Linked DNA regions of Homo sapiens: region 2 is linked to region 1. A link is a contact called in ENCODE Hi-C or POLR2A ChIA-PET data. All regions are on one chromosome and are shown on one strand. Each heading gives the region's core, a stretch centred on a gene start or an enhancer-like site at or near the end of the contact. The rest is flanking DNA. Distances are from core to core; before and after follow the strand shown.

What was found. Hi-C counts contacts between places; a loop is a spot of excess contacts on that map. ChIA-PET counts read pairs that join two places held with the same protein, here RNA polymerase II (POLR2A). Pooled maps may share reads with other maps.
Region 2: a loop to region 1 is called in a pooled map, with 2.2 times the contacts of the local background. The contact joins two enhancer-like sites. A Hi-C loop is called at or near these places in 1 of 168 maps with a recorded cell type or tissue (Calu3) and 8 of 50 pooled maps. POLR2A ChIA-PET finds 5 or more read pairs at or near these places in 3 of 52 experiments (WTC11, activated CD4-positive, alpha-beta T cell and common myeloid progenitor, CD34-positive).

The regions. Positions count from the first base shown.
Region 1 is chr5:150,797,726-150,804,038 of GRCh38, forward strand. No RefSeq gene overlaps it. Among named protein-coding and RNA genes, the nearest start is that of SMIM3, 22 kb to the left of the region's middle. Within about 2 kb of position 3,551, at least 11 of the 41 ENCODE cell types and tissues checked have a DNase peak (open chromatin) inside an H3K27ac peak, as active enhancers do.
Region 2 is chr5:151,214,097-151,220,131 of GRCh38, forward strand. The region is part of intron 1 of CCDC69 (coiled-coil domain containing 69); the gene reads right to left. The region is part of intron 2 of LOC105378230 (a long non-coding RNA gene); the gene reads left to right. Among named protein-coding and RNA genes, the nearest start is that of CCDC69, 7.0 kb to the right of the region's middle. RefSeq lists enhancers at 392-441, 792-851. Within about 2 kb of position 1,300, at least 11 of the 41 ENCODE cell types and tissues checked have a DNase peak (open chromatin) inside an H3K27ac peak, as active enhancers do.

The DNA.
Region 1 (6,313 bases), core at 2,301-4,800:
AGCCTGTCCCTCATAGATGGTTGTGTTTTTTTTTTTTTTTTTTTTTGAGACAGAGTTTTGCTCTTGTTGCCCAGGCTGGAGTGCAATGGTACGATCTCGGCTCACCACAACCTCCGCCTCCCAGGGTCAAGCTATTCTCTTGCCTCAGCCTCCCGAGTAGCTGGGATTACTGGCATGCACCACCATGCCTGGCTAATTTTGTATTTTTTGTAGAGATGGGGTTTCTCCATGTTGGTCAGGCTGGTCTCGATCTCCCGACCTCAGGTGATCCGCCTGCCTTGGCCTCCCAAAGTGTTGGGATTACAGGCATGAGCCACGGTGCCCGGCCTATAGATGGTACTTTCTATGTGTCCTCATGGTGGAAGAGACAAACAAGCTCCCTCAGGCCTCTTTTACATGGAAACTAATCCCATTCATTACAGCAGAGTCCTCATGACCTCATCACCTCCCAAAGGCTTCACCTCTTAGTGCCATCACCATGGGGTTGGGTTTCAACATATGAATTTTGCAGGGACACAAACATTCAGACCATAGCAAGGGGATAGTTAAGATGTCATAAGATTCTGATAGGTTTGCTCAGCATCTCTTCCAACTGTTTTTCTGGCATGCCTTCCTGGATGGCAGAGGCTGGAAAATAAAACAACAACAAAAAACTACAATGAAAGTAAAAACCTGTATTTCTGTAACTACACTTGATAGAGATTCAAAAGTGATTTAGGCTTTGCTGTTCAGATGCATGCATACCATGTTTTAGTTTGGAACCCAGTTCAGCTGGGAGAGCTAGGACAGGGTGTGAGACAATCACAACACTGGTGTGAATCCCAAAGCTGCAGCACAATCTGGAGCCAAGCCCGCAGCTTTCTCATGCCTGGATCTCAGTTGAGGTGGGACAGTCCTGCAGCCCACAGCCAAGGCTGTGGCTTTCTTGTTCCCTAGCTTCCCACTTGTTACGGAAGTAGTAGCTCCCCAGGATGGCCGGTTCTGCAGTATTGATCTGGAAGGAATTCTAGTAACCCCTGCCTTCTGTGCTCTCCCAATCCTTTTAATGATTTTCAGCACATAATTCCCCATATTAAAGCATGTTTAGGCTGGACGTGGTGGCTCACGCCTGTAATCCCAGCACTTTGGGAGGTCCAGAGGACAGGAGTTCGAGACCAGCCTGGCCAACGTGGTGAAACCCCCTCTCTACTAAAAGTACAAAAATTAGCTGGGCATGGTGGTAGGCGCCTGTAGTCCCACCTACTTGAGAGGCTGAGGCAAGAGAATCACTTGAACCTGGGAGGTGGAGGTTGCACTGAGCCGAGGTTGCGCCACTGCACTCCAGCCTGGGCAATAGAGCGAGACTCTGGCTCTAAATAAATAAATAAATAAATAAAGCAAGCATGTTTAATTTCCATTTGCCAGAGTATACCTTAATTGATCCAGATGGAAGAAAAATCTATTAATTCCTATCAATTATTATCCTAGCAATTCAACTTCTAAGTCCATCATGTGATCCAGTATTACAGAAGAAGAAGTCTGTTAATGGGAGGCAGATGGTCTTCTAGCAATAGAGATGGCAAGGAACTGGTGGCCTCAAGGAGAGCTCAGAGAGGTCTACTGGTGGCGACAGAATGAGAACTTTGCTTATAGTATTGCTGAAACAATACTATAAGAATAATGAACACTCTGGGATGCCAACACAGGCGGATCACTTGAGGTCAGGAATTAGAGATCAGCCTGGCCAGTATGGTGAAACCCTGTCTCTACTAAAAAAACAAACAAACAAAAAGTGAGATAGTTGAGTTAGAAAATGTATAGTGTTTTGTTGGCCTCTTTGAAAAATAAGCGGTCTGATAATATGTAACAAAGTTTAAAAATTGTATCTATTGAAATTAGTGCTTATATTAGTTGTGTGAGATGATTTACATTTAAAAATGTAAAGAATATATGTGTGCTTATAGGTAAGAACAATACATGAACATATTTTCCATCTGCTCCCAATACGTGTCAGTTCATCTTTCTACATTTAACATTTACTGAAGGTAGCAGAAGTAACGTTTTGGAAGAAAAGGATGTTTGGTAAATCAGAACACTATTTCTTGCAATAACTAAAGATCATTAATAACATTTCTTCCAAACTTCCCCCTCCCCAACTCCAACTCCAGAAATAACCAACTAGTTTGATAATTACTAGAAGAAAAAAAGAGAAACAATTGTAATATTTATACAGACATAAAGGAATGGTCTGGTAAATATGGTACAAACAATGAAATAAAACACGGCAACTGAGCACTATCTATTATATTGGTAGTTAACAAAAAGCAAAATACAAAATTGCACCTTCTCAACACCAAAAAAATTGCAGATTTTGCCATTACTTTTAGAATGGTAAAAACTGCATTACTTTTGCACCAACCCAAAACAATTATCTATAATAAAGTCATGAATATATATATTGTCAATTTGTCACTAATAAAATTATTTTGGTGGTATTTTGTTCCATTTCTTCTTACAGGGGTAATTTTTTCTGTTATACCTCAAATGTAACTGGCTTAAACTGATTTCTTTTTTCAACCAAATATGTGTCTTTGGAAACAAACATTCTAATGGCATGCCTCTATACATATCTACCTAGTTCAAGGGAATGCAGTTTGGGAGACTGTGTGTACATGTGTGCACACTCCTGTGCGTACATGTTAAAGTGTAACGTGATCCACCTGAAATGTACATGCAGCTGTTTATATCATGTAGCCATCCATTTCATGATAAATATGTTTGGAAATAAATTTGTAGTACTACCTCCCAACAGCAAATCTTATTTCCTTTTAGTTTCAGTAATAGTATTTAGTATTAGTTGTCACTAATAAGGATTATTTTTAATTTGCAGATGGAAAGCTTCTTCCTTTCCATCCATAAATCGAGTGTTTCTTCTCAAAGGCAATGGTTCTCAAACTTTAGTATGCAACAGAATCACCTGAGGAGCTTTTCTTTTTTTGAGATGGAGTCTCGCTCTGTCGCCCAGGCTGGAGGGCAGTGGCGCGATCTCTGCTCACTGCAAGCTCCGCCTCCCGGGTTCAGGCCATTCTCCTGCCTCACCCTCCCGAGTAGCTGGGACTACAGGCACCCGCCACCACTCAAAATCCTGGTCCTTATCTGCAAAGATTCTATTTCAGTGGGCCTATGACGGAGCCAAGAATTCTGCATTTTTAAGGCAACTTGCTGTCCTTTGAGAAACATTGCACTGAAGTATTTGGGAACTTTGTTTCACTGTGATAGCTGTCTGGGACTTAAATCTTCCGCCAAAGGAAAACCTGGAAAATTTTGTGATTGAGCAAGCAAATCAAGCCCATGCGTAGTAGTAGACTGGGAACCGGTGGGTGTGAGACCCAGGCTCTATGTGGCCTACACTCTTCTGAACTCTTCTGAGTCTTGATTCCTGGTCTGTGAAGTGTGCAGTGTATCCGAATTAAATGAGAAAATCATTCCGTGCTTTTAGGGTGAGTTTGAATAACTTTTAGGCAGTCCACCAGATGGCGATATAACTTTTTTTTCAAATGGAGTGGTTAGCCTGCCGAAGTTGTGAGAGTCAGTCCTACAACATTCCTAGCAGATCAAGATTTTATGTTCCCAGTTCTGGCTTCAGAGACTGTAGCGATAACACAGGGCTCATGCAGTCCAACATCCCGTATAATACAGGTTGCCAGTTGTTGCCTTTTCAGTATTTCTCCTGTGTGATCCTGGACTGCTTGTGTCAGATTCACACAGGAGCATTTGCTTACAAATGCAGCTTCCAGGGCCCTGCTTCAGACGTACTGACCGAGAATCTCTGGAACTGGTTCTTCAGTATCTGCTTTGCAAAAACAATCCGTAAGTGCTCAACAAACAGGTTAAAGTCTGAGAGCCACGTGCCAGTGAAAAGGAGGTTCACGTCTTGCTGAAGCCACCCCTTATTAGCTGTTTTGTTAGAATTCCTCCCTCGGTGAGAGTGGGATTAAGGATTCAGGGATGCTAGTTCTGCCCTCTTGAGGCCACACTGAAGAGATCAACTTCCTTTTTCTTGGGAAATGTCTGAACATTTTGAAGGTCGCTAATCATGACTTACCTCACCTCCGCCCCTATCTTCTCTGGGGGTGGGGAAGAAGTCATACTTTGCATTACAGGTTGGCTGTCATCCTCCTTCCCTTTCCAGGAACACTATAACCAGAGACTAAGAGCGAGGACCTTCACTATTTCTTAGCTTTGTGATCGTGAGCAAATAACATAAACTCTTTGAGCCTCAATTTCCTCTTCTGTAAAATACGAGTGAAAATAATTATACCTACTTCAAAGGATTGTTATGATTATTACATGGGGTGATGAATGCAAAGTGAAAAGGTAAAATATAGCAAAATGTGATCTATTATTAACAATAATGAGCTTCAGTTTCTACATCTGTAAAATGGTGATGATAACTACTAGAGCATGGGGAGAATTAAATGAGGTAATATAAGTAAGGTAGTTGGTTAATGTCTGACTTAGAAGAGGCTCTCAATAGTAGTAATTATAAGATGGCCAATAATGTAAAAACACCAATGGTCTATGCCCCTAATGATGTGGGATTTTAAAAATCACTGAAGTAATGAGATTAGCAATTTCCTTACTGTTATCCTGTAGGATCAGCCTTAGAACAAGTATAAAACTTGTATCTCTTCTATACTAAGTTCCTTTTAGAAAATGTTTCTTAATGAATCCACAATTATTTAATAAAACACAAAGTATTCAATTTTTAAGTATTAATTCCTCACAGAAATTGCTTTCTAAAGTTTTAAGGGTGCAAAAAACATTAAAAATCTTTCAGTAAGCTAAAACTTTAATTAGGCCCTTATATAATTCTTGCTAAAGAGAGAGAATGGAACTGAGACTGTGAAATGAAATGACAATGATAATATTTCCTTTGAAATTTTTAAGGCCAAGTTGCATTAATGCAACTTTGAAATTGTTCCAATCACACAAGGTATTTAATTAAAGCAAATGAAAGGCTCTTCAATTCCCATAAAGATTTACATGGTAGGAAAAATGTTTCTGTTTTAGCAGGTCTATAACATCATTTTTAAAAATTACAAAAATTATTGTATCTACTTTTAAAGCTGGACAGCAATAGTTATAGAGAGAATCATTTAATTTTAGAGTCAAGCAGACCAAATTCCCATCTGGCTCCACCAGCGTGTTCCCTTTAGAAAGTAACATTTAAGAGTTTCATTGCCCTTGTTTGTAAAAAAGGGGATCATATTTGCCTCCACAGTGCCGCTGAGGGGTTTAAACAAGGTGCTGAATCTAGAACACTTACAGAGAGCCTGTAATAAGTACTCAGTGCTTAAATGTTACCTAAAAACAAAGGAAGATCATTAGCACTACCGTAAAAAATTATATATGGGTGGGGCACATTGGCTTGATTGGTTTCGCTATATGGGTTTCAACCAAACGTCTTGGGGAAAAATTCGGAAGGCAATAAAAGGAAAGTGGAAAGGACAAAGAGGATTGGAGTTGGGGAGGGTAAGAGACAGTTATAAGTCTGAGGAAAAATTAGGAAATAGCATAGAATTCTAATTCAAATAACTTAATTACCCTTGTATTTATATTTTTTCTTAAAGTTGTTTTACTTTAGTGAGCAGTCTTTCTTCTCAGATTGTGTCTTAGCATATTAATGAAAAAAACAGATGATAATATTACTGTACAATAAGAGTTTAGCAGTGATTGAAATTCAGTGTCAATGAAGACACAGGGCAATGGAGAGAAAAATCATAGATATGTCATGAAAACAGTTTTAGTAATTTTTCATTTCAACAACAAATTTCATAATAATGATATAAGTACATTCTTTATTTTATATATATATATGTTCTTTTTATAGAGATGGGGTCTCACTGTGTTGACCAGGCTGGTCTTGAACTCCTGGTCTCAAGCAATCCTCCCATCTTGGCCTCCCAAAGTGCTGGGATTACAGATGCGAACCACCATGCCTGGCCTCTGAATTTTAAAATAGTTATGAGTGCCTTTAGAATTTCTACTATTGGAGCCCTTTATGCTTCTATTTACCTTCAATCAAGATTTGCACCTCAGAAAACATAGTTACTTGTTGTTGTTGTTGTTGTTGTTAGGAAAAGTTCAGTATGAATGCTGTTGTCTCATTCTACATAGCAATTGTTTGGGTCATGTATAATAAAGAATTGATACCTACTCTAAAAATGAAGATATTTTGTGTTCTAGGAATTGAGTGGCACTTGGTCAAAGAATGATTTATGGAATCTCTGGGCATAAGGGGAATTGATTGCTCTTTAGTTTTTCTTTTCCA
Region 2 (6,035 bases), core at 50-2,549, 410 kb after region 1:
CTCACAGCTGAGGCTAGAGTCCTTTCCGTCCCCCTGATGCCAGGGTCAGCTTTATCTGAGTAGCTGAGCCTGTAGGGGAGAGGTGATTCTAAGTCTCAAGGGGCTCAGGTCACACCCTCCTCAATATCAGAGCTGCCTTTCCGGTGTCTGGCCCAGCACCACTAGTGCTGGGATCTAAGTAACCACAGTCAGAGCCTATTGGCCGAGGGTAGAGGCAGGAAGGAGGCGGGGAGTGTGGCCCAAGGGGCCCCACTCCAGGGCCTTCGGGGAGGAAGGGCGGGGCCTAAATGATCAGGGCTGTTGAGAAATGTTAGTGTTCACACCCGAATTACAGAAGCTCAGACAGAACACCATAAATACAGGCCTTAGCCTCCCCATCTCTAAGATGGGCAGAGATATTCTGCCAAAGTAATGCCTGAATTTGATGTCATTGAAACTCAAACACTGCCAGGGACATTAAAGATTTAATTCATCCCCTTCATATCATATAGTGTGTGGTCAACATTTCCTCACTGGCTGGAGGACAGTCCAATGTGATTGTACAACCAACTTAAAGTTAGAAGTGCCAGGCTGCACCACTCCGCTGCACCGGGGACACGGCCTATGCTCTGAACACCTGCAGGACCCCCAGAGCACACAAGTCAGGGGCGGATGTGGTCTCCACTGCTCCTATCTGACCAACTGATGAGGTGTCTCAGGGGAGCAAAGGACCACTTCCTTCTTAAATACCCCTGCACCTGGTGAGCCAGACCACAGCAGACAAGCATCAGAAGGGCCTTGAGTGCAAGGCCTCACTTCACAGACGATGACACTGAGGCCTAGAGAAAGCCTTTCTAATACACCTTATTTATTTTCTTCCTCCCTAGGGCTCCCGTTTTCTTGTCCCATATCAGCTTCCCAGGGTGTCTGCTAGTTCTGGTTGCCTCAGAGGGCCTGGAGCTGGCAAAAGCACTAGACATTATTTCTAGCATTTGGGTCAGCCTGGCAGGCAGGACCCTGAAGGAGCTGGACAGAAAATGGTGTCAGTAGCTGGATGGGGGTGGGGAAAGAGACAGGCTGAGGGCCCAGATACCTGTCTCCCAGTCCAATGGCAAACTGGAAGGCCAGAGCCAAGGTCCTAGCTTGCCATCTGAGGCTGAGCGCCTGGATACCTGTCTCACAGTCCAATGGCAAATTGAGAGTCCAGAGCCAAGGTCCTAGCTTGCCATCTGCTTGCTGTGTGACCTTGAGTGGACACTCTTCCTTTTCTGTGCTTCTGTACCCTCCTCTGCATGGCATGGAATTGTGCAATGGGATACGTAAGAGCCCTTCTGGTTTTGACATGCTGTGGATGGGGAAGAAGGGGCAGAGTGAGGTCATCTTGCTATCTCATCTTCTGTCGATCCTGTCCGGCTTGTTTGCTCTGGGCAGGGCAGAGGCAGTTTGACACACTCAGCTGTTAGCTCTGGTCATGGAGGGGGCTTCTCTGGAGAGCAGGAAAGGAGGGTCCCTTGCTCAGGAGGCCTGGGTGAGAACCTGGAGCCCTCCACACCATCCCCTGTTCTTCAGCAGACAGTGTAAGGGTGGTTGTAAAAGAGAGGGCGGGATTGCCTGAAAGCAGAGAATGACAGAGCTCAGCCATCTCCCAAGTTGCACGCAGCATGCTCCTAATTCTACAGTAGCACTGTGAACAGAAATAAGTACCCATTAGTGAGGACAAGGAGGATGCACAGGATGCTCAGGGCAGGACCATTTGCAGTAGGGAAATGCTGTAAACTGAGGACTGGCTGGATATACTCAGGGACATAATACTATGTCATTTCATTCATATGTTTAAGAGAGTGAAGTAGACCTTTATGTACAAAGATGGAAAGGCATTTGGTAAAATACCAATATCCAAACTAAACTATTTCTTTTCTGTCACCCAGGCTGGAGTGCAGTGGTGTATTCTTGGCTCACTGCAACGTCCACCTCCCAGGTTCAAGCAATTCTCCTGCCTCAGCCTCCCCAGTAACTGGGACTACAGGCATGTGCCACCATGCCCAGCTAATTTTTGTATTTTTAGTAGAGACAGGGTTTTACCATGTTGACCAAGCTGATCTTGAACTCCTGACCTCAGGTGATCTGCCCGCCTTAGCCTCCCAAAGTGCTGGGATTACAGGCGTGAGCCACCATGCCCGGCCAACTATTACTAATGATAAAAAAATGCATAGGAAAAAGTACCTAGAAAAGCACAAACTGATAACAGTTGTCATCTCCAGAGAATGGACTAAAATTACTGTGGTCAAGGAAGGGTAGCTTCCATTTTACATTTTACCTAAATTATTAGGATTTTTTTTTTTTTTTTTTTTTTTTGAGACTGAGTCTTGCTCTGTCACCTAGAGCGAGTGGTGTGCAGTGGTGCGATCTCGGCTCGCTGCAGCCTCTGCCTCCCAGGTTCCAGCGATTCTCCTGCCTCAGCCTCCTGGGTAGCTGAGATTACAGGCACGTGCCACACGCCCGGCTAATTTTTGTATTTTTAGTAGAGACGGGGTTTCACCATGTTGGTCAGGCTGGTCTCAAACTCCTGACCTCAGGTGATCCGCCCGCCTCAGTCTCCCAAAGTGCAGGGATTACAGGCGTGAGCCACCACGCCTGGCCAATTCTTAGGATTTTTAAAGCAACAACGCATTCAAGAATTACTTATATACAAAGAAATTAACAACAACAAGAAAAAGGTACCTCTCTTGGAACCTGAAAGCCTCCCCCAGAGTCAAGGTACAGACAGAGAAATCAAGGCTGGGGAAGAGAATAGTTAGCAAAAGAGGCAGAAGTGGACCCATTGTTAGAATGATGAATACCAGAGGTTGGGAAGGACGTGTGTGTGGGGTGCGGGGAATGAAGAAAGGCTGGTCAAACGATACAAACATACAGCCAGATGGAAGGACTACATTCTAATGTTCCATAGCAACCATGAACTGTATACTTTAAAATAGCTAGAAGAGAGGACTTGAAACGTTCCCAACACATAGAAATGATAAATACTCGAGGTGATGAAACTCCAAATACCCTGACTTGATCATTACACAGTCTATGCACCTAACAAAATATCATATGTACCTGAGAAGTATGTAAAATATTATATATCAATAAAAAATATAAAGAAGTAGGCCCCATTCTTGACTCCCAGTCCAGTGCTCTTTCCTCTACAGATGCAGCTGCTGGTGTCCAAAAGCAATGGGCCCTGTCCAGGCACCTCCTTGTTTACAGTGCTGCCTCTTCTGCTGCCAAGATGGGTTCCAAAGGGAGGCACTGGGTTCTTGCTGTCATTTTTGATTGCTGGCAACTTGGGGCTGGGGGTGAGAGGGTGGGTAAGGAGCAATTAACCTTGCGATATGAAAGTTTCCTAAAGCTGCTGTAACAAATTACCACGCACTTGGTGGCTGAAAACAACAGAAATGTATTCTCTCACAGTTCTGGAAGTTAGAAGTGTAAATTCAAGGTATCAGCCGAGCTGGCTCTTCTGGAGGCTCTGAGGGAGGATCTGTTACCTCCCTCTCTCCCAGATCCTGGTGGGTGCTGGCAATCCTTCGTTCTCTGGCTTGGGAGATGTGTCACTTCATTCCCTGCTCTTCTCCCTGTGTGTCTGTGTCCAAATTTCCCTCTTCTTGTTGGGACACCAGTCACTGGATTAGGGCCCATCCAATGTGACCTCATTTTAACTCAATGGCCCCTGCAAAGACCCTATTTCAAATAATGTCGCATTTACAGGTTCTGGGTGAATGTAAATGTAGGAGGGGACATTACTGAATCCAGTAAAGGTAACAGCTTTTCTGATGTCCAGGCCATTTCCTTAAGGAAGGCACAGGGGCAGGGTCACATGGGGCAGTAGAAAATGGCGAGGAAAGCCACAAAGGTCATTGTACACTCAGTGAAAAAAAACTCCATTGCAGAGAGGAGGAAATCTGGAAGTAGGTCAGACTGCATATCACTTGTCTTGGGGGGATGCATGGATGTGGATGGCTGTTTTAGGTATAGTACAGTGTTTGGCCTAGATGTTCTGGAAGGTTCAGATTTGAAAATAAGGTGACACAAGATAAACTATTTTTAGGGATTAAGATTCACCTTGCAAGACAAATAGGATGGCTTGTCTTCAGGTAATGGATGGGTTTAGATCTGCTAAAGATGGATGGATCTTCTCTTGCTCCTTTTCTCTGCCAAGGTGGGACAGCAGGAGCTCCCTCCCCACTGCCAGTCCTGCTGCAGTGGGGGCTCCCAGTCTGGCCCTCTCCCCTGGTCACTGGGGACGGCTCACAGTGCTGAGGGAGGATGATGCAGAGGACCGAGTGCCAGCCGTGTGGACGGAAGCCCAAGTACACCCTGAGGTGTCAGAGCCAGAACTAGGGTCATCTGAGAGGCTCTTCCTTTCGTTGGGAGGGTACTTACACTCTTCGAGTTTATTTTTTGAATATGAACATTCATGAATTTCATACTGAGACCCCTTAGAGCTCCTTTTCCAGGCAGGTCTCAGACTTCTGTTCACTGGCTGATCTATGCACCCTGAGATGTCAGGGGGCAGCCCCTCCTAACCAGAGTTTCACTGTCTTGATTTATATAGCAGCCTGTTTCTGTGCAATTAATTTAAAATTTCATCTTTTCTTCCCTTTTTATGACAAAAAAGAAACACAGTGCTGACATGAAGCACAGGTCCCAAGCCTAACAGCCAACTGAAGCAAAAATGGGAGCCCTTAGGTATCTGGGAACTCGTCAGGCTCTCAGGGGACCTACATCAGCCACCCATGAATTCAATAGAGGAAAAGAATTAAAAACATGTACATGTGCAGAAAATATATCACCAAAGGTTGTATCTCAAAGGCAGAGAGTATTGGGAATTATTCTAGTGTGTTTTAGGTTGCCAAACGCAAAAATCTGGTATTTAATCTCACAGGTCTTCCAGAGTGCCTTGTGCATGGAAGCCTGTACTGGCTTTAGCTAGGAAGATTGGTGGGCATTAGTTTCTAGGTTGGGCAAAATCATCAGCTCGGAGGCCATGTACATGCCAACATCTCCATGATGGTTGGGGCAGGGGGCTGAGTGCTGCAGAGGCAGCTTTCCTTCACGCTCCTCAACTGTCCTGCCCTTACCAACCGAGCTAGAAGATCAGATTTGCCCACTCCTCCTGACCAGGTGTCAAGGGCTGCTCCCATATTCCTTCTGCCTAGCATGCCCTCCTGAGTAACTCGCCTGCCCCATAAGTGCCTAACCCCCGCCCCCCTTCTAAACCCAGCCAAGATGCTGTCTCTCTAAGGGGCCTTCCTTGACCCCCCCGAGTCCAAAGCCACACTGGCCCCAGGTAGGAGGAAAACACAAGGGATGTTCATCAATTACCAGGGTAGGAGTGCAGACTGCAAAGAACCACGCGTCCAAACCGGTTAAATAAGCCACGGAACAGCCACAGGACATTAGGTAGCCATTAAAAAGTCCGTGTTTCCATGGACTACTTAACATGGGAAAATGCCCCCGGAAGAATATTAAGTAACTGGAATATAACCATATAAAACATACTCTTAGCTTTATACAGATAGTCATACTCACATCTATAATATACATAGGAAAAAATGGTACAAAGAATGACACTGAAATGTACACAGTGGCTATCTCTTAATTGTGAGATTAAAAGATTTTTTAATTTCTTATACTTTCCCACATTTTGAAATTTTGACTCAAAATAATAATCAGAACAATTCCATTTTTTAATGGAATCGTAAATATTTGCTAGTCGTAGGTTTGCATCCCCTCTAATATTCTTGCCAAAATGCCACCTGACCCCTGCTTGAACCCTCCAGTGATAGGAACTCACTACCCTTTGAGGCCTTTTTTTGGCCACTTATTCCTCATGAGTAGAAATCTGCTCGATTTAGCCTCCCCTACTGGCCACTGTGCTGCCTTCTGGAACAACAGAGAAAAAAACTGCTTTCCATGCCCCTTGACAAGACTTCAGAGATTTGAAGGAAGAGGCCAGACACTAGCCTGCATCCTCCCACCCTGCCCGCGTCAACCTTCCAAGAACACTAATG